Linked DNA regions of Mus musculus: all the other regions are linked to region 3. The links are chromatin loops, found by intact Hi-C in ENCODE. Cell type or tissue: heart. All regions are shown on one strand. Region 1 has its middle 11 kb from the start of 1700036A12Rik. Region 2 holds the start of Uaca (uveal autoantigen with coiled-coil domains and ankyrin repeats). Region 3 overlaps Uaca (uveal autoantigen with coiled-coil domains and ankyrin repeats). Region 4 overlaps Thsd4 (thrombospondin, type I, domain containing 4). Region 5 overlaps Larp6 (La ribonucleoprotein domain family, member 6).

Evidence for each region. A loop is a pair of places that touch in the nucleus more often than their neighbours do. Peaks named below come from ENCODE experiments on the same cell type or tissue, not always from the same donor. Only the 100,000 strongest peaks of a DNase experiment are listed, where the experiment ranks them.
Region 1: it touches region 3 in a loop (5-fold over the local background); 23 of 42 quality-filtered maps call a loop at or near these places.
Region 2: a loop joins it to region 3, with 6 times the contacts of the local background. A loop is called at or near these places in 6 of 42 quality-filtered maps.
Region 4: it touches region 3 in a loop (2.6-fold over the local background); 11 of 42 quality-filtered maps call a loop at or near these places.
Region 5: a loop joins it to region 3, with 7 times the contacts of the local background. A loop is called at or near these places in 12 of 42 quality-filtered maps.

Annotation. Positions count from the first base shown.
Region 1 is chr9:60,753,942-60,758,941 of GRCm38, forward strand. No RefSeq gene overlaps it. Among named protein-coding and RNA genes, the nearest start is that of 1700036A12Rik, 11 kb to the right of the region's middle. In heart, no CTCF peak of the experiment used is centred here; DNase peaks (open chromatin) are centred at 2,510, 3,120, 3,600 and 4,110; H3K27ac peaks cover 2,389 bases.
Region 2 is chr9:60,792,148-60,797,147 of GRCm38, forward strand. Uaca (uveal autoantigen with coiled-coil domains and ankyrin repeats) reads left to right here and starts at 2,295. Exons shown (of 19, transcript NM_028283.3): 1 at 2,295-2,545. The coding sequence starts at 2,462. In heart, a CTCF peak has its summit at 2,175; DNase peaks (open chromatin) are centred at 2,294 and 3,004; H3K4me3 peaks cover 2,923 bases; H3K27ac peaks cover 2,896 bases.
Region 3 is chr9:60,856,123-60,861,122 of GRCm38, forward strand. Uaca (uveal autoantigen with coiled-coil domains and ankyrin repeats) reads left to right here. Exons shown (of 19, transcript NM_028283.3): 9 at 76-113; 10 at 3,018-3,095; 11 at 4,930-5,000. Among named protein-coding and RNA genes, the nearest start is that of Gm33643, 9.8 kb to the right of the region's middle. In heart, CTCF peaks have their summits at 1,963 (motif pointing left) and 2,697 (motif pointing left); a DNase peak (open chromatin) is centred at 1,918; H3K4me3 peaks cover 328 bases; H3K27ac peaks cover 285 bases.
Region 4 is chr9:60,242,380-60,247,379 of GRCm38, forward strand. All of the region lies in intron 7 of Thsd4 (thrombospondin, type I, domain containing 4), which reads right to left. Among named protein-coding and RNA genes, the nearest start is that of 2010001M07Rik, 89 kb to the right of the region's middle. In heart, CTCF peaks have their summits at 1,313 (motif pointing right) and 2,733 (motif pointing right); a DNase peak (open chromatin) is centred at 2,762.
Region 5 is chr9:60,715,745-60,720,744 of GRCm38, forward strand. The region is part of intron 1 of Larp6 (La ribonucleoprotein domain family, member 6); the gene reads left to right. Among named protein-coding and RNA genes, the nearest start is that of Larp6, 5.1 kb to the left of the region's middle. In heart, CTCF peaks have their summits at 326 (motif pointing right), 2,742 (motif pointing right) and 3,444 (motif pointing left); no DNase peak of the experiment used is centred here.

The sequences.
Region 1 (5,000 bases), 100 kb before region 3:
GTATTTGTCAGGCAATGGTGGAGCCTCCCCGGAGTCAGCTATATCAGGCTCCTGTCAGCAAGCACTTGTTGGCATCCACAAAGTGTCTGGGTTTGGTGATTGTATATGGGATGGATCCCCAGGTGTCTGGATGGTCATTCTGTCCATCTCTGTTCCACACTTTGTCTCTGTATCTCCTTCCATGGGTGTTTTGTTCCCCTTTCTAAGAATGATTGAAGTATCCACACTTTGATCTTCCTTCTTGTGTTTCATGTGGTTTGTGAATTGTATCTTGGGTATTCCAAGCTTCTGGGCTAATATCTACTTATCAGTGAGTGCATACCATGTGTGTTCTTTTGTGACAGCATGTGACAGCAGATGCTGGCGAGGTTGTGGAGAAAGAGGAACACTCCTCCATTGCTGGTGGGATTGCAAGCTGGTACAACCACTCTGGAAATCAGTTCGGTGGTTCCTCTGAAAGTTGGACATAGTACTACCGGAAGATCCAGCAATGCCACTCCTGGGCATATACCCAGAAGATGCTTCAACATGTAATAAGGACACCTGCTCCACTATGCTCATCACAGCCTTATTTATAGTAGCCAGGAGCTGGAAAGAACCCAGGTGTCCCTCGACAGAGGAATGGATACAGAAAATGTGGTACATTTACACAATGGAGTACTATTCGGCTATTGCAAACAATGAATTTATGAAATTCTTAGGCAAATGGATGGAACTAGAAAATATCATCCTGAGTGAGGTAACCCAGTCACAAAAGGACAGTCTCCTTAATACACATTCTCTTTAGAACGCTATGATTGGACCGTGTCACCCACTAACTGTGTGTCTGTCCTCAAGGTGCTTCCCTGGGCTGGATCCTCAGAAACCATGTCCAGAGCTGGGTGGGGGACTGAGGGGCTGGTTCAGTGGCTGAGATCATTTGCTAGACCTGAGTTCAAATCCCCAGTAGCCATGTAAAAGACCTGGGTGTGGCCACATGTACCTGTCACTCTAGTGCTATGAGGCCGAGACAGGTCTAAACCAGGAGCTTGCTGGCCAACCGGCCTAGCCCAAAATAGTGAGCTCCCTGTTTTAAGGGGGTAAAGTGAAGAGTAATAAAGTAGAGCATCTGACAGCCTCTGCTGGCCTCCATGGGTACATCCCTCCCCTCCCCCTCCCTCCGTCCACCCCTCCATCCATCCATCCACCCATCCCTCCATCCATCCATCCACCCACCCATCCATCCATCCATCCATCCATCCACCCATCCACCCCCCTTCCCCTCACAGGCATGGTGTGGTGTTACTGGGGAGGTAGAAACAGACAAAACATTTGGGCTTGCTGGCCAGATAGTCTAGCCTAGTTAAAAAATAGAGATCCTATACATACATAATACATACATACATACATACATACATACCATATATGACTACTGAGAAATGACAGCTGAGGTTGTCCCCAGACTTCTATATGCATACATATACATGCTAAATGTGAACATTTATCTGCATATGTGAACACACACAGCAAGAGGTCAATGGTCAGTTTCAGGTGTTTCCCTCAACTGCTTCTCCACTTTATTTTCTGAGGCAGGGTGTCTCAGAGAAACTGAAGCTCCCTGGTTCAGCTAAACTGGCTGACCAGCAAGCACCTAGAGTCTGCTGCCACTAACTCTTGCCTTCTAGCAATGGGGTTACAGGCATGCACCACCATGCCTGGCTTTGTATGTGGGTGTTAGGGCTTGAATGTGGGTCCTTACCCATTGAGCCATCTTCCCCAGCCCTGTCTTCCTTAATAATAGCACTGCTCAGAAACTCTCTGGGAACATGAAAACTATTGAAGTTCTCAGAAGATGGGGCCTGCTATTTCTAAGTTTCTGTCTCCATGTGGTGAAGGTGCAGATATCTGGTTTTGTTTGCATGTGTGCAGGGAAATTTGTCCAGTTATAATGGCAACAAACAGGATGGTGTCTGACTCAGGCTGTGGTGACAGCTCATCTTGCTTGTCACGTTGACACACCTGGGAAGAGGGGGATCTCAATTGAGAAATTACCTCCATCAGATTGGCCTGTAGGAACTGTTGGTTGATAATTGTTTATGAACACCCAGCCCACTCTGGGTGGTACCATTCCCTAGGTAGGTGGGTTGTATAAGAAAACAAGCTGAGCACAAGCCAGAGGGGGAAAGCCAGTAAGAAGCATTCCACCATGGTTTCTGTTCACTCCAGGTTCCTGCTTAGCTCCATCCCTGACTCTCCTCAGCGATGGACTGTGATGTGAAAGTCAAATAAACCCTTGCCTCCTCAAGTAACTTTGGTCACGATGCTCATGGGTTCCTATAACAGCAGCTACGGGGTATCTGTAGTGCATTTGATACTAATCCATGGTGAGCGTCTAACCACACAGGCAGAACCTTATATTTAATATGAATATGAAGTGAGTAAGTACAGTTACCACTGTGTAGTGCCTGATACACAGTGGACACTCCACAAACACGGGATGTTGAAGCATGAACATGCAGTTACCACTGAGACCACCAGGTGGCGAAACATCGAAGGTCACACTAGAGCAATGCTCAGGCCTGGACTTTTCGAAAGAAAAGGTGAAAGAGTACTTGAACCTGGAGATGGAAAAAGGAGCAAAGGTGTCATTTTTTTCTTGGTTTTATTTTGGCCCTTTATCTTATTAGGTAGATGAATCATAAACACTCAAAGTAATTGGAAAAACTTGAGAGCAGCAAAGCCTCTTGCTTGACCTCTGTGTGCTCACTGACTCCTGGGAAGTTAGACTTGGCCTGAGGACTAAAATATTTTGTCCGCAAAGATAGTAAGTGGTCCCATTCGGTTGCTATGCAAACAAGTCCCTGCCAAGAATATTTACATTTCCAGATAGTTCTCCATACCTTCCCACCAAATGGGTGACAGGGAAACAGACTTGGAGGAGACATAGATGCCAGGGTTGGGGCGTTTTGCCGATTCATCTTGGCTTCAGAAGACTCCTCTGTGGTGGTGGCTGGGCCTCCGAGACCCTGGGCAGCACCTCATGGCAGCAGGGGTGTGTGCAGGAGGCTCTCTGCCTCACAGTAGATAAGAGACAGAGAGAGCCAAGTGAGCACGAGGTCCTGAGTTTGAATCAGCACACTCAGGAGACAGCTGGGCGTGCTGCACGGGACTGGAGCCCCGCCACTGTGGGAGATGGATGGAGTGTAATGAAATCCTGAGCCTCTGGCTCAGTGACAGACTCTTTGGAGCAGTGATGCAGAAAGTGGGAGATAAGACACCCAGTGCCTTCCTTTAAGATCTGCACAGGAGCACATACCTGCACTTATACTTACGCATATACCACACACACACACACACACACACACACACAGAGAGAGAGAGAGAGAGAGAGAGAGAGAGAGAGAGATGAAACACACAAAGAGAGGGAACTACCTCACCCTGGCACTCAAGTGAAAAAGCCAGGCCGGGCGCCTTATAATCTCATCACTGGGGATGGATAAACAGATGGGTTAGGAATGGGGTGGGGGTGGAGCTCACCAGCTATTATACTTGCTGAGCTTTGAGCTTTGGGCCAATGAGAGACCCTATCTCCAAAGAAAGAGTCACGTGAGTGGCACGTGGGGAACTTCACCAAGCTCGTCCTTTGGCACACTCTCACAGGACCCCCAGCTTTTCCCCCCACTTTTAGTCCCCTGTGCCTCCATGACCCTTCACGTCAGAGCCACCACTGACATCCCATGTATGAGGGGGCAAAAATGCCTCTCTGAGTGGTCACAGTCACGCAGGCTCTGAGCTTGGCTGTCAGGACAATAGTTTGCTATAAATTAAAAACAACAACAAAACAACAAGCAAATAGAACCCACTTTTTACCTGGTCTCAGGTCCTACTGACATCATAGCTGGGTGTCATTAGTATGTCCCCAGACCACACTTTCTTGGAGGCCTCCCTAGCCATACTCAGTCACCTCAGTTAGACCCAGACCCGGGTCACAGCTTTAGCTATCAGTTCCCTGTTTCCCACTCCACTCCTCCCACTGGGGCTGGGCAGCCTGAAGACCACCCCCACACCCATCCCATGGACAAATGGCTTTCACATTTTCCAGCTGCCTCCAGCGTTGACCGTGTTCTGACCTGTCCTAGTGCCCAGGGCTCTGAGAGACGGTTCCTGCTTTTCTTTCCACACCCTGTGGCCTGCAGAGAATCAACCTCTGGGGCCTTTGCCGATGACCTCATGGGGAATTGCTGCCTGCAGACTTCCTGTTTTTATATTCTTTTCTCCTCTGCTTATTTTTCCTACTTTGCTGGGTTTTGTGCATTTCTAGCTCGCCTCCCTTAACCCAGCTTGCAAAAGCTCAACTTTATTTTCTGTGATTATTTTAAATACATATTTAGATAAGGAAAGGAATGCGCCCCCCTTCCTCCCCCCATTTGAGGAATTGCATTGAGTGTGTCTTCCCCTCCTCCCATGCCCCTCCTCATACCCCATGGTTTATTCCCACACTACAGTCTTCAGCTTCCACAGCTTAGAAGAGACAAACTCCAAGACCTGCGTCTGCCAGTGCCAGGTACACGCCAGGGTGCTCTCTCTGATGGAGATCCCTCTGCTGGATGCCACAGGAGACGGAGAGGTTTCCAGCTTCCCACAGCTGATCTCCTGAGCTCTCTAAAATACAATACACAGTTCCTACTTCAAAACCACACAGGCTCTCCATTTCTTCAAGACTTGAAGTCCAAATTCCTAGTGTATGTGGAAGATGTTCCATGGCTGGGCCAGTGTAACTCTACCACCGGTCTCGGATGGTCCGTCAGGTTCTGCCCACATCTCCAGCTCTTGTTCTTTCCATATGGTTCTCAGCTGTCACCTCTGTGTCCCCTACACACTAAGAATAAATATACTTATATTGACTCTAGTGGCTTAGAGCCATCTTACCGTTCTGTTTTCCTACTCTTTGGTTGGGTTGGCTGTGTTTATAGGCACTTACTTGGGTCCATTTCTCCCATCCCAGACCTAACCAGGACCAG
Region 2 (5,000 bases), 64 kb before region 3:
TGGTCAGTTTGGGGAGGTCTTGCTGGAGGTAGCCTGTCATTGGGGACATGCCTGAGGTTTCGAAAGACTGGCCATTTTGAGTTAGCTCTTTGTTTCCCGTTTGTGGTTCAACAGGTGAATTCTCAGTTGCTGTTCAAGACATAAGTGTCTGCCTGCTGCCTCTGTTAGCATCATCATGGACTCTAACCCTCTGGAACCCTAATTCCCCAATAAACTATTTCTTCTATAAGTCACTTTGGCTTGATGTTTTACCAACAAATAAAATGTAACTAATACACCATCCTAAATGCTGGTTTACAAACATACACTGCCACCCTGAGATTCTACCTGAGGAGTTTAGAGCACAGGAGGTTACTGTGTCAGCCTTTTTGGTAATGGTTAGGATTTAAGTTTGCTTTCTGTTGTGAAACAAGTAGGGAAGAAAGGGTTTATTTGGCTTACGTGTAATTGTCCATCTTTGAGGGAGGTCAAGGCAGAAACTGAAGGCAAAAATCTGGAGGCAGGAACTGAAGCAGAGGCCATGGAGGAACTCTGCTTACTGGCTTGCTTCCAGACTTATATTTTCTACCTTATACAGCTCAGGCTTACCTGCCTAGGTATGACACTGCCCATCATAGGCCAGGCCCTCCCTCGTCAACTAGGAATCAAGAAAATGTCCCACGGACATGGTCACATGCTAAGATGACGGGGGCAGTCCTTCAACTGAGGTTGCCTCTTCCCAGGTGTGTCAGGTTGACAACCAAGATGAGCTATCAGTTAGTCACTTGCTGTGATGGGCAAGGTGAGAACTAGAAACTGGGACAACGGCCATCCGTCCAGGAAGTTTCCCTAGGAGTCCAGCATGAGATAATGCTGGCTTTCTCTGTTAGCAGTGAAGACAGAGGGAACCTGCCCCCACAAACAGCTGGATCACAGTCAGCCAAGTCAGACCAGCTGTGGATCTTCCGGGGGGGGGGGGGCGGGGGCGCAAGATTCCTTAAGTTTAACCAAGAGAAACTTTAGCCATTTTCCCATTCTCTCTCTCTCTCTCTCTCTCTCTCTCTCTCTCTCTCTGTCTGTCTGTCTCTCTCTCTCTGTTACTGACTTTCTGCTGAGGATCAATGGTCTCTGAACACTGTATCTTCAGGAGAGTTCTGAAGACTTCCTCACTTTTACAATAAAGACTAGAGCCACTCTAAGGGAAAGCTTTAGAAAGAACTGCCCTTAGAGACAAAAAGAGCCTTTGTGAGGAGTTCAGGCTGTTTGTCTTTCCATGTGTGTGAGAATTAACATTTTGCCGGGGAAAATCTCACTCCAAGGAAGATTTTTGAAGCCTCCTGTTGACATGACATTAGTAGTTGTTGTTTGACAGACAGTGTTCTTATCCCAGCCTTAAATAGTTTTTCTTGGTTCAGACTTCTGAGTCAGATGAGCTAATGCCTTGTGTACTTATGCCTGTTGTGTCTACAAAAAGAACAAAGCACTTTAAAAACATAATATTTTACATTTTTTGAGAATTTCATATACAATATATTTCAGTTATATTTATCTTCAACTTCTTCCAGTCCCTTTTGGTCAATTTCTTTTCTCACTTTTGGCTACAAGTGAAGTTTTATTGACGATACTCTGTTCCATCTTTTCCTCCACAGCAGTGCACTAACACTTAACCACGGAGGCCAGAAGAGAGCATCACCTCTCCTGGGACTGAGGATAAAGACATTTGGGAGCTGCCACGTAGGTCCTGAGACTCGAATCTCCGTCCTCCACAAGAACAGCCAGTGACCATAACTGCTAAGCTATCTCTCCAGCAGCACTGCGGAAACTGACCCCTAGTCTGTTAACTGTCCATCTGAAAAAGCAGCTCCCTTTTCTTACAGGCTTGTTGTTGGCCTCAGAGATCCCCATGTGTGTGGCGGTTAGACTTGTGGTCCTGGAGTCGTGTGTTCTCATGAAGATCCTGGATGGGAAGTTGCCCCTGCAAGCTGGTTTGTAGGTAGGTAAGCCGGGACCCGATAGGAGGAAGATATGTTTAGCCTATAATGGGCTCGCGAATGGGAAGAAGAGGGGAGCCTGGGGAGATAAGAACCGGTCTAGGCTGGATTTCTCTAACCTTAGACCACCCAAGTGTGCAGGAACCACAGGCCAGAAGCCGGCGCTGTGCCTCCGCTCACTGAGTAGCACAACTCTACACGCTGCATAGCTGAAGTTCCCCAACTTTTCCTCCAGAGGGGAGAGGAAGAGTGTTACGAAGTTTAAAAGGGAAGTCCCGCCCCCTTCCCGGTTTCCGATTGGTCAGAACCGACCCCACCCCAGCCAGGAGACGGGCCCGATTGGCTGCCGGAGGGACCCGGTTGAGCGAGGCCCCCGGGGCCCCAGGTGGCAGGTGGGGCGGGCCCCGCGCGCTCCGGGGCGTCAGCAGCTCCGGCTCTTGCCCTCGCAGCCCGCAATCTGGTGGGAACCCGGACCCTTGAGAGCCGTGGCCATGAAGAGCCTCAAGTCCCGACTGTGGAAGCAGGACGCGCCCGGCCCCACGTCACCCTCATCGCCCACCGCGGTGGCCAGCACGGTGAGCAGCTCCTGAGGCGGGGACCTCGGGGACCCTCTCTGTTGCGTCCCTCACGGCAGATCTGAGATTCGCGGAGAAGTCCTACGTCCCCTTCTCACTTTGACCTTTGCGGAGTACCCTATTCCCACTTGTTTCCTCGGGGGGACCCCCTCTCTGTCTTCCCGTGGTGCCATCCTGCTCTTCGCTTGTCCCATCGCGCTCGGCGCCCGCGATACCGGGGCCAGGTGGCTCCTGTCTTCCACCCGGTGCAGCCGGTGCGGACTCCGGACCCACCAGGCTCCGCGGCTTTCAGCCGTGCCTGAGTTGAGAGAGAGAAGTTATGTGTCCTCCGCTGAGGCTGTCACAGGGGAAGTCTGGTTCTCAGCCAGGCTGGGCGAGAATAGGGATCTCTCGAATGCAGACAAAGCCCCGCTTGTGTTTGACCCTGGAGATGGCGAAGTCGGGAAGGTGATTGTCCTGTTGGCAGAGTAAATCCCAGGTGGGGCAGGTGGGTGCGTAACGTGGGTGCCGAGCTGAAGCCTGGCCTCGGTGTGCGGCGGGAGAGAAGCGGAGTTGTGAGGCTTCTCTGTAAGTTGGCAGAGAGAGCAGAAATCTTGGGAAACATCCTGACTGCAGATGTTGGAACTTGGATAATTTGGCAGGTTAGAATGGCCGTCTCATCAAAATTCTGCTATTAAGGAAGTTCTATTTTAAAAGTCTTGCAGAGTCAAACACAGAGGAAATGGAATGTGCAAATTGCCCGATGTTCGTAATTAAAATGGACTTTTATAATTTTATACAGATTTTAGTTAGGGGTTATATGCTTTCTATGAGAATACAAATTCATTTGTGCCTGGTTTTGAATTTATTCAGATCGGTGTCTTTCTGAAGGATTACCTTTAGTAGTAGTTTAGTTGGCCTTCAAGGAAACTGGCGAAACTAGACTTAAAAAAAATAAGTAGAGCCGGGCGTAGTGGCGCACGCCTTTAATCCCAGCACTGGGGAGGCAGAGGCAGGCGGATTTCTGAGTTCGAGTCCAGCCTGGTCTACAGAGTGAGTTCCAGGACAGCCAGGGCTATACAGAGAAACCCTGTCTCGACAAAAACAAAAACAAAAAAGTTGAAAAAATGATTTGGAGTCTGGGTGTGGTGATGCTTGTCTGTAATCCCAGCATTTGGGTGGCAGAGGCAGAAGGATCACGAATTCAAGGCCAGTCTGGGCTATGTAGGGAGTTGGAGTCCAGTCTGGGTTATATGAAAGCGTGACTCAAAACCAGGCAAACAAACAAACAAACAAAGTGGGATTGTGTGGGGCAGAGAAAGAAATGACAGTAGATTCGGACAGCAGGCTTGCTCTTTGATGTTTGACCACGCCTGAATTTGTTTGGTAAAGTCATGGGGAAAAGGTTTTCTTTTGCTTGGCTTAAAAAAAAATATTTGTCAGAAAAACATAGTGTTTTGGGGTAGCCATGGTTACAGATCAGCATCTTCCCCATTCCCTAGCAGAAGATCTGCCTTTCTCCAGACTTGCAGCTGAATTTCTCCTGGAGGAAGCCCTGAGGTTGTAGCTGCTGCTGCTGCTGCTGCTGGATTCAGTATGCGCCGCGTTGGCTTGACACGCATGAGTCTCTCTTGAGTTTGTCTTCAGTACACACTAAACTGAGCATTTTGCCATTTCTCAAAATAACACCCTAACAGTTAAAATGCGTGGTGCAAAAACTGTTCTTTCCGAAGCAACACACACTTCTCAGTTTGTTAAGGTGCAGAATATATTCCGTGGGGTTTTTTTTTTTTTTTTTTTAAATGAAAGGGGCTAGCTAAACCAGCCACGCACCAGCAGGATAATGTGGGTGAACGGGAAGAACAGACCCTGTAGCTTTTCAACCTATACAGCCCAGAATCTCTATCTCTGGTTTGGTTGTACGCGCGCGCGCGCGTGTGTGTGTGTGTGTGTGTGTGTGTGTGTGTGTGTGTGTGTGTGTATGTTTCTGACTAGGCTGCTCTCTTCATCTCTCTTTTTGCCTTTCAACCTTTTTGAATAAATCCAGGATATTTAATGTCTTCCGGGAACAAAAATATTTACAATGGTCTGTCAGACTGTCAGGCTCTCATCTCTGTCCTTCAGCCCCCACCTTCTTCAGAAGCCTCTAGGGTTATTATTTGCCTTCATGCCCTTCCAGAGGAAGCACATCTCAGCAGATACACACACACACACACACACACACACACACACACACACTGTCTCTCTCTCTCTCTGTCTTTCTGTCTCTCTCTGTCTCTGTCTCTCTCTCAATAGCAGCACATGTGTCTGATAGGTAAGATACAGTGTATCCTGATACTTTAATTTTTAAAAAAATATCTGTCTGTCTGTCTGTCTGTCTGTCTGTCTGTCTATCTATCTATCTACCTATCTACCTATCTATCTATCTATCTATCTATCTATCTATCTATCTATCTATCGTGTGTGTTTGCTTGTG
Region 3 (5,000 bases):
CCTGAAGGTGCGGTTGGGGAAGCCTTCTGCCTAGGTCATGCTGCTGTCTAACGGGCCTTCTCTTTACATCCCTAGGGCGAGAACTTTGGAGGAAAGGACCGCCTTTGCAGCAGGTGTGCCTTTACTTACATTTTTAAAAACTGCTTAACTGTACCATTTAAGTCATGTCTTTAGAATTGGCCAGTGGTTACACGTGGTGTGTTTTGAGTTTAACCACTGTTGTCTGCCCTCAGATAGTCAGTGCCCACAAGGTATGTGTTCAGGGCATGAGGTCTTGTTAATCATACCGCGCTTTGCAGCTTGAGGCAAGGGGCTTTGGCTCCTACTTTCCAGGAAGAAGTCACATCCTGACGAGGGCCTTGAACATCCCCCTCGTCCTGTACGAGAGGCGGACCTTACGAGGTTCTTCAAGGCACTTTGGCCTTAAAACCAGAGCTGATTATACTGTTAGAGAAGATTCTTCCAATGAAATAAGAAATGAAGGGGAAAAGTGGGTTTGTTTTTGTGTTTAGAGGCAAGAGTCTTGCTGTGTAGTCCAGGCTGACCCTGGTCTTGCTGTCCTCCTGTCTCAGCGATAATAGGTGTGTGCCAGCACACCCTCCTGAACACAGTTCAAAACTGATTATATATTGTGATTTCAACACCACTGTTAATGTCTTATTTCTTTTTCTTATTTCTTTTCTAGATGTGTTTAATTGGGGGGGAGGCTTGACTAATTAAAAAAATATCACAGTCCATAAAGCACTTTAGTCGGTACTAATTCTAACAACTCTCGTTGTGACCCGCCTCCCTTTGCATCCCGGTTTGAGTGAAACTCTTACACTGTCTTCTCATCTCTCCGAGTCTGGCTCCTAAGCCTGAGCCAGCAGTCTCCCCCCTCTGCTGGCTGCTCCCTTCCCGGCTCCCCACTCGGCTCTAGTCGGGGAGTCCGGCCACCTCCCAGCTCTGAGGAGGAAGGAACAGGTACTTTCCCAGCATCTCCCTCTCATCGCACTGTCCGCCCTGTCACACCATCTGAAGGCCGCGGCGCGCCTGCCATTCGCTCCATCAGATCGTAGCACGCGTTCATGCATGGGTCTTGTCTGTTGCTGATGCTTCTGTCTGGAGCAACTGCTTCCAGTCTTCCCTGTTGACCAGATAAACTAAAGAGCAGAGTTCTGGAATATACATGTATTTAAAGTAAAGCATTATTGATTGTCAGTATGGAAATGGAACTTTGCTTCCTGATGTAAGGATTATCTCAGTGAATGCAAGGAATCAATATTTTGCTGGGAACTGAAGACAAAATGGCTCCAATTCCCATGTTTCTCTGATTTATTGAACATATATAGAGAGATCAATTGTAGATTGGATTTGTTTTTTGCTGTGTGTCTAGTGTCAGAGAGCCCAAATGTAGTAGACAAAGGCAGGCTGGCCTTTGTTCAATAGGGGATTTGTTGAACACCTGTAGGGTGCCAGTTGCCATTTTAAGTGCTGAGGGATGTGTGGTGTGCTGAGTCCCTGCCCTCCTGCAGCGCTCTGGTTAGTAACAGTGAAAGACATGGTATTATGGCAGATCTGTGATAAAAGGCTGCACAAGAGGGATAATGATGCCGAGAGCACATGCTGTGAGAGGAGCCTTCCTGAGGGAGGGCGTGCCAAGGCCAGTGTGACAGCAGTAAGTGTAAGGAGGCCAGAGCCAGGTTAAGAAGGGCTTGGTGTGTCCAGGACTTTAGATGTATCTCATCACAGGACTGCTGACTAGCAAAGACAGGATGAAAGTCCCCATTCTGTATGTGGCGGTGCCACAGGAAGCCAGCGGTGCCTGGAAGGTTCCCCTGAGCCTTAATGGGATAGAACTGATGTAGTTAATATGTTTCAGGCTGGCAGGATGAGAGTAGACAGTGTGAGGGAGGGAAGAAGGAAGAGAGTCGAATGGAATGATCTGAGAGCTGTCAGATGCCACCTGGTGACCAAAGCCGGGAAAACAGTGCAGAGCAGATGATGGTTGCAGGACTCTGTAATGGAGCCCTGCCTTCTAATGCTGCATCCAGACCCACTCAAATGATGCTCTAAAGCTTGATTAAATAAACCTCATATAACATAGAAAAAAACAGACCCTCGGAGAGTTAAATCAGCAGCTTTAAGAAATAAAAACAACTCAAGAACAGAGAAATCGCTTTCTGGATTAGCTTTTGTGCAGACTTAAAGATAGGTGTGCATGAGCACTAAGGGAGAGTGGTGGTCCCCACTGCTGCGTTGTGGTTTTGTTAAAGCTAAGCTGGAATAGAGTTGCAGCAGCAGCAGCGGCAGGTGTATAACGGCAGAGGCGTACCCAGCTTAGCTCTGCGGAGCTCTCTGTGCAGATGCAGCCGAACCCCAGTCTGTCTCTTTCCTCACTGGCTTCTGGAGCTTCTGCTCCAGCCATGTTCGGAGAAGCCCATACTGTCTGTCAAACTTAGTATGATCCTCCCCCCTCCCCCAACTGCCACCACCAGTGTTTTTAAATGGGTTTGTTCTTTCGGTGGTGGGTGGCAACTTATAGAATGCCTTTTTGTTTTGTGTTTCTCGTACATTTTTTTTTCAGTTTTAAACATTTGTGACTTTAGTTAAGAGGTTTAAAATTCCGATTTACTTAATGCCTGTATTGCTCATGCCGTCCATTTGGCAGTTTTAAATGGAAACACTGCCACCTTGTGGTGAGGATGGGGAAGTGTAACATTGAATGAAAGCCACCTATGGGTGAAATACCTTAGTGATTCTCAACCTGGGGATGGAATGACCCCCTTTCAGGGGTCACCTAAAACCATCAGAAAACACATATATTTACATTATGATTCATAACAGTAGCAAAATTAGAGTTATGAAGTAGCAACAAAAGTAATTTTATGATTGGGGTGGGCTACCACAACATGAGAAACTCTACATGTTAAAGGGCCTCGGCATCAGGAAAATTGAGAACCACTAGATTAAGAGAAAGTGTACTTTCCTGTCACCTTGTACATCCTAACCACCGTTTTCTTCATGTTTTACAAAAGCGGAATTTGTCACACACTCAGGACGAAGGAAGCGTGAAGTCAACTCAGAGGGAACAGAGGGAACCCCACAGCTTTCAGGTAATGAGAGAAGCAAGCGTCTGCTTCCTGCCCGGCAAACCACACAGTCTGAGGCTCAGCTCACACGGGTGCCTGCTGCCAAATGTGGTGACCTGACTTCACTCCCTGGGTCCCACAGAGCGGAAGGAGAAGGCCTACCTTCTGCACACACACACACACACACACACACACACACACACACACACATTAAATGAATTAAATAAACAAATGCTTGTAATTCAAGAGGAAAAATGATTTGGATGTTGCTTACAGTGAGAAGAAGAGAGTATGCAGATTAGCAGGTGAGACTGTGGGGACCCTAAGGAAAACTCTCATGGTCTGCGGCTGGCTTTGCACCAGTCCCTTCCTTAGGAATTGACTTTTCTTATGAATCTTATATAAGTAAGTCCAATAATACTTAAATAAGTATATATGTGTGATATAATATACTATTACCATATAAACCACACATTTATGTTTACTCTAGAAAATTATAGTGCTTACAGTGAGAGCCACTAATGCTAAGGAGATAAAGCCCAAACTTAAGGTAGTATTTGTTTTGATTAAGAAAAATAATTTCACTGAGCTAACTGCACTTTCACGTCATATTGGCTAAAGTTATCGGAAGGAATTACTACATGGGTTATAGTGTAGAAAGAACTTTAATTGGTGTCCTTGATTGAACAACCTTCAGACTAAATGAACGATACTTTCAGTCTGACAGGACAAGAGTGTTTGGTTTGGGTTTTTACTTAGTGGTATAGCGTTAAGAAAGTAGACTATTGCTGGATGAGGTGGTTCGTGACTGTATTCCCAGCATTTGAGAGGTGGGGGCACAAAGGTGGTCACGAGTTCAAGGCTAGCCTGGGCTACTGAGAGATACTCTATCTCAAAAAATGGGCTTGGGGAGCAGGGGTGGAGAGACAGCTCAGTGGTTAAGAGCACACACTGCTTTTTCAAGAAACCTGAGTTTGGTTTCCAACAGGTATGAAAGGTGGCTCACAGCCTACTGTGCCTCCAGCTCTGGGGGATCCAGCACCCTCTTCTGGGCTCGGGGTGTGAGTGCACACACATACACACACACTCCCCTAAAAATAAAACCTAAACCATGTAAACTGAACCCTTATATGGGATATGGTAGTGCTCTGTCTAGCCGGCATGTGAGGATCGGTTATGGAGAGGAACTGGAGTGCCCTCCTAAGTGTGGGAACTCTTAGGCAAAGGCTAAGAGCGCACACCCATCTGCTACGGTGTCTTCAGAAGTCGCCTGCATTTTTCCCTTATCACAATGACAATTATGTGTTCTTGTTTTGCTTGTATTTACCAGCTATTACAGCAGTGATTTAATGTTGGTTTTCAGATTTCTCAATCATGTGAGAGCTGTTGAGACTATCACATGTGAATGAGGGGTGTGGCTTGTGGCAGGGCATGTTCAGGGCCCTGAGCTTGAAACCCAGCATTGCCAACAAAGCAAAATGCACAGAAAACTTTTAAAAAAGATTTATAGTTATTTTAGTGTGTGTGTGTGTGTGTGTGTGTGTGTGTGTGTATGCACACCTATGTGCGTGCATATGAAGGCAGGCACCTCTAGACCAGAAGATCTCAGATCCCCTGGAGCTAGAGTTACAGGTGGTATCTGCCCAACATGGGTGCCAGGAACCAAATTCAGGTCCTCTGCAAGAACAGGAAGCACCCAACTGTGAGGCCATCTCCCCAAACCCCACAACCCCCCTTTCCTATCACGTATTCTTTAAAGTGTTCTCTAGATACACATCTGCATGTGGTAGAGATGTGCTTTCAACGTCTCCCTGTGTTATTGCTCTGTTGTGTTGATTCATTTTCTTTATTATTAAAGGATCTAGAGATTGAAAATGAAGATTTAAGAGAGAAGTTGAGGAAGATTCAGCAAGAACAAAGAATCCTCCT
Region 4 (5,000 bases), 610 kb before region 3:
TAGGCTTTGGTGGCAGAGGCCGAGGAGGCGCTCCGAGCCAGTGTGCAGAAGTGTATTGTAGAGTTTGGAGCCCAGGTGAGAAGTCCCATTGCAGAGGACACATGGATTCTTTTGCTATGGTCCCGTTCTGGATTTTCAAGTTTTCCTTTGAATTCTTCAGAACTTCGTACTTACAGGATCTTAGAAGCAGAGGGATATTGGGGTGTTGCAGATCCCAATTAACCCTACTCAAATCGACCCCTGTGGTGGTGGTGGTGGCACTCCTAGATACCCACCCCAATGTTCTGGGTTCCTGAATGAAAGACACCCATGCATACAAGCAGCCTTTATATTCTAATATGCCTTAAATAGCTCAATGGCTGGGCCTAACTTCTACGTGAAGACAGAGGTGGGTCTTTAAGAGTCCCAGGCAATTTTGGGGACCAAATTATACAACACAAGCAGCATTAGGCCAAATCCATAACATAGGGGTGATCCTGTCCAAGCTTGTGTTTAATTTAAACATCCCCACCTGTGCACCAGCCTATCTAGCTTGTCAGTCAGCCACCCACAGCCCTGACCCATTGGTGCCACCACTCTGCCCTGCCTGGCTACTCACCATGCACTTACAGGGTACTAACGCTGCTTTGGAAAGCGAAGACATCCCACACTGGAGAGGGCATTCCCTCTATTTCTTAGGACCTTTTTTTTTTTTTTTGAGACAGGGTCTTATTCATGTAGCCCAGGTTGGCCTTGAACTCATGTAGCTGAGGACATCTTTGAATTCCAGATCCGACTGGCTCCACCTTGTAGTGCTGGGTTTACAGGTGTCTGCTGCTATGCCCAGTACCATGCAGTTCTGGGAATGCCTCCTGATTCCGGGCAAGCATTCTATAAGTGAGCTGCATCCCCAGACCTCTTAGTGTTTTTTCTTTTCTTTCTTTCTGTATCGGCTGGAGATAAAAGCTTTGAGCTTAGGTGATTATGGGATTGTCAGGTTTTAAGTTGACAGGGTGTTCCTATCTTTCCTTCCAGCTTTTGCCTCAGACCTTCTTTCTTCCAAATAAACAAATAAGCAAGCCCTCAGAGAACATCTGTTGCACACCTTTGAAACATGTTGCAACCCCATTTTGCTTGAACCCAACACAGCGCGCTGGTTAAGTGGCGCCTGCTTCCTTAGAGGGAATGGGGCAGAGGATGGCTTTGAACATACATTTCAAAAATGCTTTCCCAAAGAAGAGCACAGCTTATTAATGACCCTTTAAAATGAAAACAAACAAACAAAAAAAACCAAACAAACAACAAACAAAAGTCAGGCTGGCGCAGTTCTGAAAACTGCCAGCAGGGGGCCCAACAGTGACCATACTGGGGCGTGAGCTAGGTGTTTTGCTTTACAGCACTGTTGTTTCGTTCTGTTTTCCTGCTTGGGAGCTGGAGGGCAAGCTGGGTCAAGAGCTTGGACAGCTCATCATGTTCTGGTTCTGAACAGTACTTAGGAAACCCAGAGAAGTCAGACAAGAAAGGGGAAGAACACAGGACAGGCTTCAGGGCTCCAGCCCAACCTCCCTCCACTAAAGACACACTTTAGGCAGGAAGGAAAATGGCAAACCTTCCACTTTCCCCTGTCCAACTTTGTACTTTGAAAGACTTCAAACCTAAAGAACGTGTGTAGGGACAGTTGGCCCAGGCTGGGTAAATATCGGCCTCTCTGCCTCCACCCCTGTATTCTCTGTGTATCAATGATCTCTGCGTATTAACAATCTCCGCAGAATGATCAATTCTAACAACAGTTCTTACGTTCTTAAGATCAATGTTCTGCCTTCAACCTGATCACGGCTTCTCAGGGTGCTCAGGTGTGTGAAAGATCTGAAGGGATCGTGGGAGACTAATGGGGCTGGAGCCAGAGACGCAGAGTAGCCGTGCCAGCCAGCCTCCCTGCAAAGCTCCCGGAAAGTTTCTGCCTGTGTGGAAGATAACACAGTTAGAGGGAGCTGCTCCCTGGGTCCCGTTCTTCGTCTTCTTCTCAACTCCGTCCTTCAGAGAGTAACAAGGCCAGATGAGACAAGGATCTATGTGCAGCTTCTGGTTTAATCTTCACAACCTTGCAGGGCTGCTACGTTACCAACCCCACTTTACGTGAGTGAGAAATGAGGCTCAGAGCAGTTAAACCTGGGCAGGGCAGTGTGAATTATCCCTACTGAATGTCAATTGTGTCTGTTCAGGACAAGTGGTCCACTCTCCCCTAGGCTGTTCAAGGCCAACTCCCCCAACCCCTGCTCTGCCTCTCCTCCTCTGCAGCCAGCCAGCAGCCTTCCCTACTCTAGGACCGTAGCAGCAACTGGCTCCCTTTGTCCGAGACTCACACATCCTGTATTTCTCTGTATGTCATAAGGTGGTTCCTGAGGCTCTCTGATCCCAGAATCTAGTCATGGTACCCAGGAAAACATCCATGCCTAGCCACCAGTTATTGCTAACCCCACAGATGAACCTAGACACATTCTTACACCATCACTTGCCTTCTGTCACTACAACTGCAGCCATCATTACCACCATCCCCCGGCTCAGCATAGTTGGTGTTGTCATAAGGAGAATTTTCTCTTCTAGTTAGAAGTTCACCCAGTTCTTAACCACAGAAATCTAGTTCCATTTATTTCATTTGCTCTATTTAGTCTATTGCCATCTCTCAATGAAAACAGTACTTTATGATAGTTTCCTTCTGGGCAGCTCTAAAGGATGTGCACTTTTGCCTCTGACCACTAGATGTCGCTGCCAACCAATTCTAGAAAACATCATGCGTGAACCCTGTAAAACATGTCCTGCCTTTAAGCTCCCAAAGTCTCAGCTGACGTGTGACATGATCTATCTACAAAGACTGAAACGCACATTAAGACTCAGGCCACTGCTGAAACATTACAGGATCCCAGGTGCAGTCTGGGGCGGGGGTGGGGACCAAATGTCTATTTTTATAAAGCATTTCCTCACAAACAAGTACCACTAACCCAGCAGACACTGTGTGATATTTTATATTGCATTTGAAAGTTCACATCATACACACGTGAACTTTCTAGAAACTGACCGGGAGCACTAGAGGGTGGGTATGCTTTAGGCTGGGGACTGAGCTCAGGTGGTAAAGTCCTCGCTTTGCAAGCATGGGGACCCAAGTCTGGCCTTCAGAAACCAGGCTTTTCCAAAAAGCCAGGTATGATGGCACGTGCATGTAATTCCAGTTCTGGTAAGGTGGAAACATTGGTTGGATCCATGTGACTCACTGGCCAGCTAGTCTGACACACATCTCCCCAGGAAGTAGGAGGAAAGTAGAGGGGAGAAAGCGATTTCTGATTCTTCAGAAGACAGATAGATACTGCAGACAAACTGCTATGATCCTGGGGCTGCAGAGGGGACTCAGCAGTTATGAGTTTCTATCATTCTTCCAGAGGGCCCAGGTTTCGTTCCCAGCAGCCACAGAGCACCTCACAAGGAGTCCCAGGGATCCAAGACTCCCTTCTGGTTCCCAAGGTATCAGGCATGTACATGGTACAGGTATGTACATGGTACAGATGTATATGTAGGCAAAACACCCATACACATAAAATAAAAACAATACAACCCATATGAGATAAAATACGACATAAGAAGATAGACACTACCTGCTTCCTGAAAGACAGTAAATGACTCTGAGATCCATGTTGTCCAAAGGCGCAGTGGTTTCCCCCACCACAATCTAGCTTGTTCTAAAACCAGGTAGACACAGGATTATTTATGTATGCTTAGCTGCAACTGTCCACTGACCTTTGATCTAGCCTATCTCATTTTGCCATCTGGAAAATTGCTACCCTAAAAGCCTTGGGAAATTCATTTTTCAAAATCAAGTAAAAATACAACATAAATTAAAAAGTTTATAGCCAGGCTGGTATACCTACCTGTATTCTAGGCAGTCGGGAGGCTGAGGCAGGAGCAGTTCAAATTTGGCACCAGCCTCGGTTAGAGAGAGAGAAGGAGGGAATGAGGGAGGGGAGGGAGGGGAGGGAGAAACAGATCCAGGCAAACACACAGAGAGACAGAAAGACAAAGATGTAAAGACAGAGACAGAAACACAGAGACAAGAGACAGAGAGACAGAGAGACAGAGACACAGAGACAAGAGACAGAGAGAAGAGAGATTGCACTAGAAGTCTGTGAGAGCATACTTGCTAACAGGGAAGAACAGGCTGTCTTTCCTGACCCTAAAATGCCTGTGTGTTTTACTTGTCTTTCAAAACATATAGATGGGAATGTGAATAAGGAAATACTCTACAGAGTAGCACAGAAGGTCCTACTATGCACCTACAGTAACAAAGTCCCAAAGACCATCAACAACAGAAAAAATGTAACTGAGGCACCACACGCAAAACAGTAACTAAAATCTACACCTCACAAGACACGTAGGACAAATTCCAAGTGGATTAATATAAAATATAAGAGCATAAATGCATAGAACCATGTGTTACTATTAGAAACACAGGAGGGAGGTATTCACTACATATCTCTGCTGGCTTCAACCCCCTGATCCTCCTGCCTCAGCCTCCTAAGTGCTAGAATTAGAAGGTCACATAACCATACCCAGCTTGAGAATTCTGTATAACATCACAGTGTAAAAGCCCTATGATATAAAATTCTTAATCATAAAAAAAAACCCTGATCAATGCACCACTCACAACATTTTAAACTTCTGCACCAAAGAAACCCCCACCAGTGAAGGCCCAGCTCAAAAGGCTACCTGGCCCCGCCCTCTAAAAACATTCTTGCAAATCACATTTTAAAAATGTCTGTCATATGAAACATTCTACTGCTGAAGAAAATGACCAACAGCTGATAGGTGAATGTGCAGAGGCTGCAAGAAGACAGATCATGTAGAGGAATGTAAATGGTTGTGCCTCATCAGGAGGGTCCATGACGGCTGGACCAAGGCAGGTCAGGAGTCTGGGGCACACATTTAAGGAGACCTGCCAATCAGCAACTGCTCCTTATGCCTCACACTCCACG
Region 5 (5,000 bases), 140 kb before region 3:
ACAAGGATGTTCCCTGGGAAGCTGTTAACACTACCTTTGCCAACTCAGAAGACGAGCACTGACTCCCTAATAGAACGTCCCAGATTGTCTCAACAGTCAAGTTCCATGTTCAAAATCCCACAGTCATCTTCTACAGCTGTTTCTTATCCTCAGACCAGCAGGCAGTCGGGTCAGGCAGAGTTTGCCTATTGTGCTGTTTCAGAAAAATCTTTTAATAGAGAGTTCAGCATCTTAAAAATGATGACCTTGTAAAGTCAACAGCTGAGCCAGACCCTCGTGGGGGCAGGGTGAACATGCAGGTGCCCATGGAGACCAGAAGAGGGCATCACTCCCCAAATGCAGCCGTGTGCTGAACACTTTAACAACAATGAAAGGCTTCTGAACAAACAATGAGCAGAAATTAAGTTAAGTGTACAGAGAATGTGAGGTGTTTCTGGCAATGCTCACCCAGGCCGTGACTGCTCGGCAGCCTTAGTTCTGAGCATAGGGTGCACATTTTGCCAGGTGCATACTGCCACCCCACCCAGTGCCAGCAAATGCTGCCCCAAACCGCTCACCTCAGATTTGAGTTACAATGATACAGATCACCTTGTTTCTGCTGTGTGCAAAGTTTTCTGCACTCAGAGAAACATAATGGTTTAATTATGGAAAACATGGACTCTCTACATTTTCCTAGTTAGCTATTCCTTGGTGTATATAAAATTAATTTATTTTTTAATTGTTTAATTTTAACATCTTATTTTTATTTATGTATGTGAATTGTAGATGAGTACCAGTGCCCACTGAGACCAGAGATGGTGTCCAATCCCCTGGTACTGGGCTTGCCAGTGGTTGTAAGCGGCCCAAAATGGGTGCTGAGAATCTAACTCAGGTCCTCTAGAAGAGCAGCAAAGACTCTATTGATTGATTGATTAATTGATTGGTTGATTTTAAAAAATCACTCACTCGGTTCCTGACTTTAGCTTCACAAAAATATTGTTAAATGAGTTTTGGCTTGGCATTGACACAGAACTTCCAGTCGGTTGTGAAATGGCTCTAGACGTTTTTCTGACACTTTGCATTATATATTCATGGCAAGGCCCTGTTGCCAGCAATGGCAATGAAAAACTATTCATCTAAATATTAGTCATCCTTGGAAAAATGTGGGAGATGTCCTCCATGCTGCAGTGCCAAATATCAGCCTAGGCTTCGCACCTTACATCACAGCAATCGTGGCATCTAGTGCTGTGCCCATTTGTTTTGTCTTTAATAAACGATAAAGTTAGAGAGTTGGAGAAATGGCTCCGCGGTTAAGAGCACCAGCCGCTTTTCCAGAGGACTTGGACTTGATTCCCAGCACCCACATAGAGCTCACAACCGTCTGTAACTCCAGTTCCAGGGCAGCCTCTGGCTCTGCATGCAGATGGTGCAGAGCATACATACACCCAAGCAAACTACCCATGGGCATGAAATAAAATTTAAAAATTATTACCAAGGAGCTATTTTAAAGTAAAATTTATTATTTGTCATCAATAAATATTTAGTTTATATGCCTCTCTATCTGAGGCCATATAAAAATTCATATCAAAAGGTGTTGCTAGGGGGGAAGTTTAAAAAGCCCTGATCTGGAGCATTCTTAACATCTTCCTTTCTAATGCTTTTAATATTTGAAGAATGTAAGGCGAGACATTTTTTTCAGATGTTTCATGTTTAGATCAGTTTTCATAGTTCCATTAACCTATCCCTGTGTGCCGTAGACTTCCTGTTGATGTGGCAGTTAGAGGTTAAGGGGTTAATTGAATTTGGACTAAACATTTTGGCAAGAGTATTCCATAGGCTCTTCGTGACACTCCATTACCTCACCTCAAGTGACACAATTGGTTAAGGGTGTTTCTCCATCATACAGATCTGTCTTTGCGGTCTTCCTGTCCCTCGTTTATCAATGTGATATATCACAGTGTTTTGATTTGCATACGTTGTGCCAGCCTTGCCCTCCGGGGAAAATTCCTGTTAGAGTATGATGGATGAAATTTTGTTTACTCTAAATAACAATTTTAAAAGTATATTAATTATGTACATATGGGCACGCAAGTTTCCTTGGATGCCAGCGGAAGGCATCGGATGCCCCTGGAGCTGGAGTTACATGTGGCTGTGAGCTGCCTGACGTGGGTGCTGGGAACTGAACGCTGGTCTTGTGCGAGAGAAGTTCGTGCTGTGGGCCGCTGGGCTGTCTCTTCAGGCCCAGTCCCTTTGTTTTTGTTTATTGTTGTAGTTTTAGGGGATGGAGTCTCAGTATGTCACTCAGGCTAATAAACTCTTAGGTGTGTGTGTTCTGTTTCCTCGCCTGAGCCTCCCAAGTAGCTGGGACTGCAGGTCGACTCTCTGATGGCTGGCTGGATAATCATCCTTTTAGTGTATTGTTGAAATCTATTTGCATCTGTGCTCCTCAGGGGTATTGGACTGTAACTTCCTTCTTTGTAATGCCCCTGTCTGGCTTTAATAACAGAGTAACACTTGTGAAATGGATTTGCAAATATTTCATTCTATCCAACTTTCTGGGGTGAGTTTAAGAAGCATTGGTTCTCAGTCTTCCCTAAACACATGTGAACTTCAGCACCAGGGACATCAAATCACAGGCTTTTTTTTCTTTTAATGGGAGATATTTGCTTTAAATTTGAAATTTTGTTTCACATCTTACATGTTTTGCTTGCACGTATGCCTGCCTGTGCCCCATGTACAGACAGTACCTATTAGGGCCAGAAGAGGGCACCAGATACACAGACCTGGAGTTAACAGGTATGAGCTTGTTGATCCTAACCACTGAGCCACCTCTCTAACCGCTCTCCTTTGGAAAAGAGCTTTGCCTTCTCATCTGGATTGACCAAGTGTTTCTCCCAGTGAGGAAAGAAGAAATATTTAATTATCTCACCTTTGAAATGTGGGCCTTTTCTCAAACGTGAACTTTTCCTCGTGGATTTTTACCTATTTTTGTTATAATTAGTTACAGTTATTTTGGATGCTTGAGAGTCTGTCATGTAGCTGGGAACACCCCTCCATGCTGCCGTCAGCGCACCCTCTGGGAACATGTCTACTTGGTTTTGAGCACAACCTCACTTTTGGAAACTTCATAATTTGTACTTTTCCTACTCCAGTCATGGAATTTAGCCATTTCCACAGGAATCCATGGTCTTTTGAAACACTAGTAAGAAAGCATTTAGAAACCAAGGCTGAAAATAAAAAGTGCTTGTTTCTTCCCGGGCACCATCACTTCCCAGGCCTCTCCAGGCACAGGTCTGCTTTTTAAGATAAATTTGTATAATAATTCAGTTTGAACATAACAGATTTTTGGTATTTACTTCCTTTATTTTTTTTTTAAAATGATAATCTTGACTCCTGAGTTCAAATCCCAGCAACCACATGGTGGCTCACAACCATCCGTTATGAGATCTGACGCCCTCTTCTGGTGCATCTGAAGACAGCTACAGTGTACTTAGATATAATAATAAATAAATCTTTAAAAAAATACCATCACAACACCTATTTTATTTACAGTATACACAATGTGTAAAAACTCTACTATGTGCAAACCTTTTAAATGGTACCAGAATACGAGAAGCCAGTATGAATCCTACCTTCGACTTAGGATTCAGGGTGCTAGTGAGATGCGTACATGAGGAGCTATGATACAGTATAGACAAGCCTTAGCGAGGAGTGGCGAGCTCCTTCCTGGAGAGTCGCTTTTGAGATACAGGGCCAAGAGCGGGACATGCTGTTCAAGGAATCAGGAATAGCAGGAGCAAAGGTTTGAGGTAAGAAAGTTTGCACCATGGGGTCTTTCTATTCGCTTGGAGCAACGGGCCTTGAAGGAAGTCACCAGAAATCAGTTTGCAAGATGGAGACAGTCAGGTTCTAAGTGCATCGGAATACGGAGCTAAGCACTGTAGGCTTGCAGTGGAAACCCTGCTGCAATTAGTAGTAATAATGTTAAAGTACAACAGCTGCATATTACAATGCCTTCTTCACAATATGCAATGTGGCAATTGTGTGGAGGAGGCTGGAGCCCAAAATACAGTACAGGAGGAGGTAGGAGGTGAGAAGATACAACCATAGCAAGGCTCTGGGTGGGAAAGACATGAAAATACAGGAATAAAAAAGAGATGTGATATCCGAAAGGTAATTGAATTTACATTTTCCCTTTAGACCTATTTTCCAGCCTCTGCCTACCAGCAAAGAGACTCTGGCAACACGACAGGCACTGCCAAGCAGGAGCAAAGAAACAAGGCTGTCTTCTGAAGGAGTTGACTGTACCGCAGGATTCTGGGGAGGCTAAGGGGGAACTGGGAGCTTCAGGGCAAAACCTCTCTACTTTGGGTGGAAGGCTCAGCCAGATGGGTCTCTGTTTGCCCTGAATTGAAGCCTGCCCCCATTACGTGTCTAGAGCCAAATAGGAAGAAAAGCAATATGGGTAGAGAGCTGCAGGGGAGTCCACGTAGCCCACTCAGCAAATTATCAGCTCCCTCTCCTCTCAGATGAATAGTATGGAGCTTAAACTCCCTCCTGAAGAGTGGGCGAGGGATTCTGCAGTCTTCCAAGGGGAAGGAGTGATTTCCCAGTGGAGAGACCTGATGGGCACACAGCAACAGTTGCTAACTGTATCCTGGTATGATGTAGGGAGGATGGAAGTTTACCTCTAGGGTCCTCCTCCCCAGATGCCCTGCCTTAGAATAACCATGGTGGAGGCAATCAGAGAAACCTCAAAGGCAAGACATTCCACAGCATATATTTCAACACTGTCAAGGTCCTCAAAGGTAAGGACAGCTGGAGAAAGTCACCACCAAGAGGAGCCTTGGGAGATATAGTGCAGGTAGTGTGGAATCCTGGGTGAGATCCTTTAGGGGGAAATCAAAGGAGTCTAAACAAGCTATGTACTTCAGCTAATGATGCTGCATAATTGGCATCTCCTTAAGAAGTGTACTGTAATAATGGGAGACATTAATAATGAATAAGTTTGTACTGAGGCA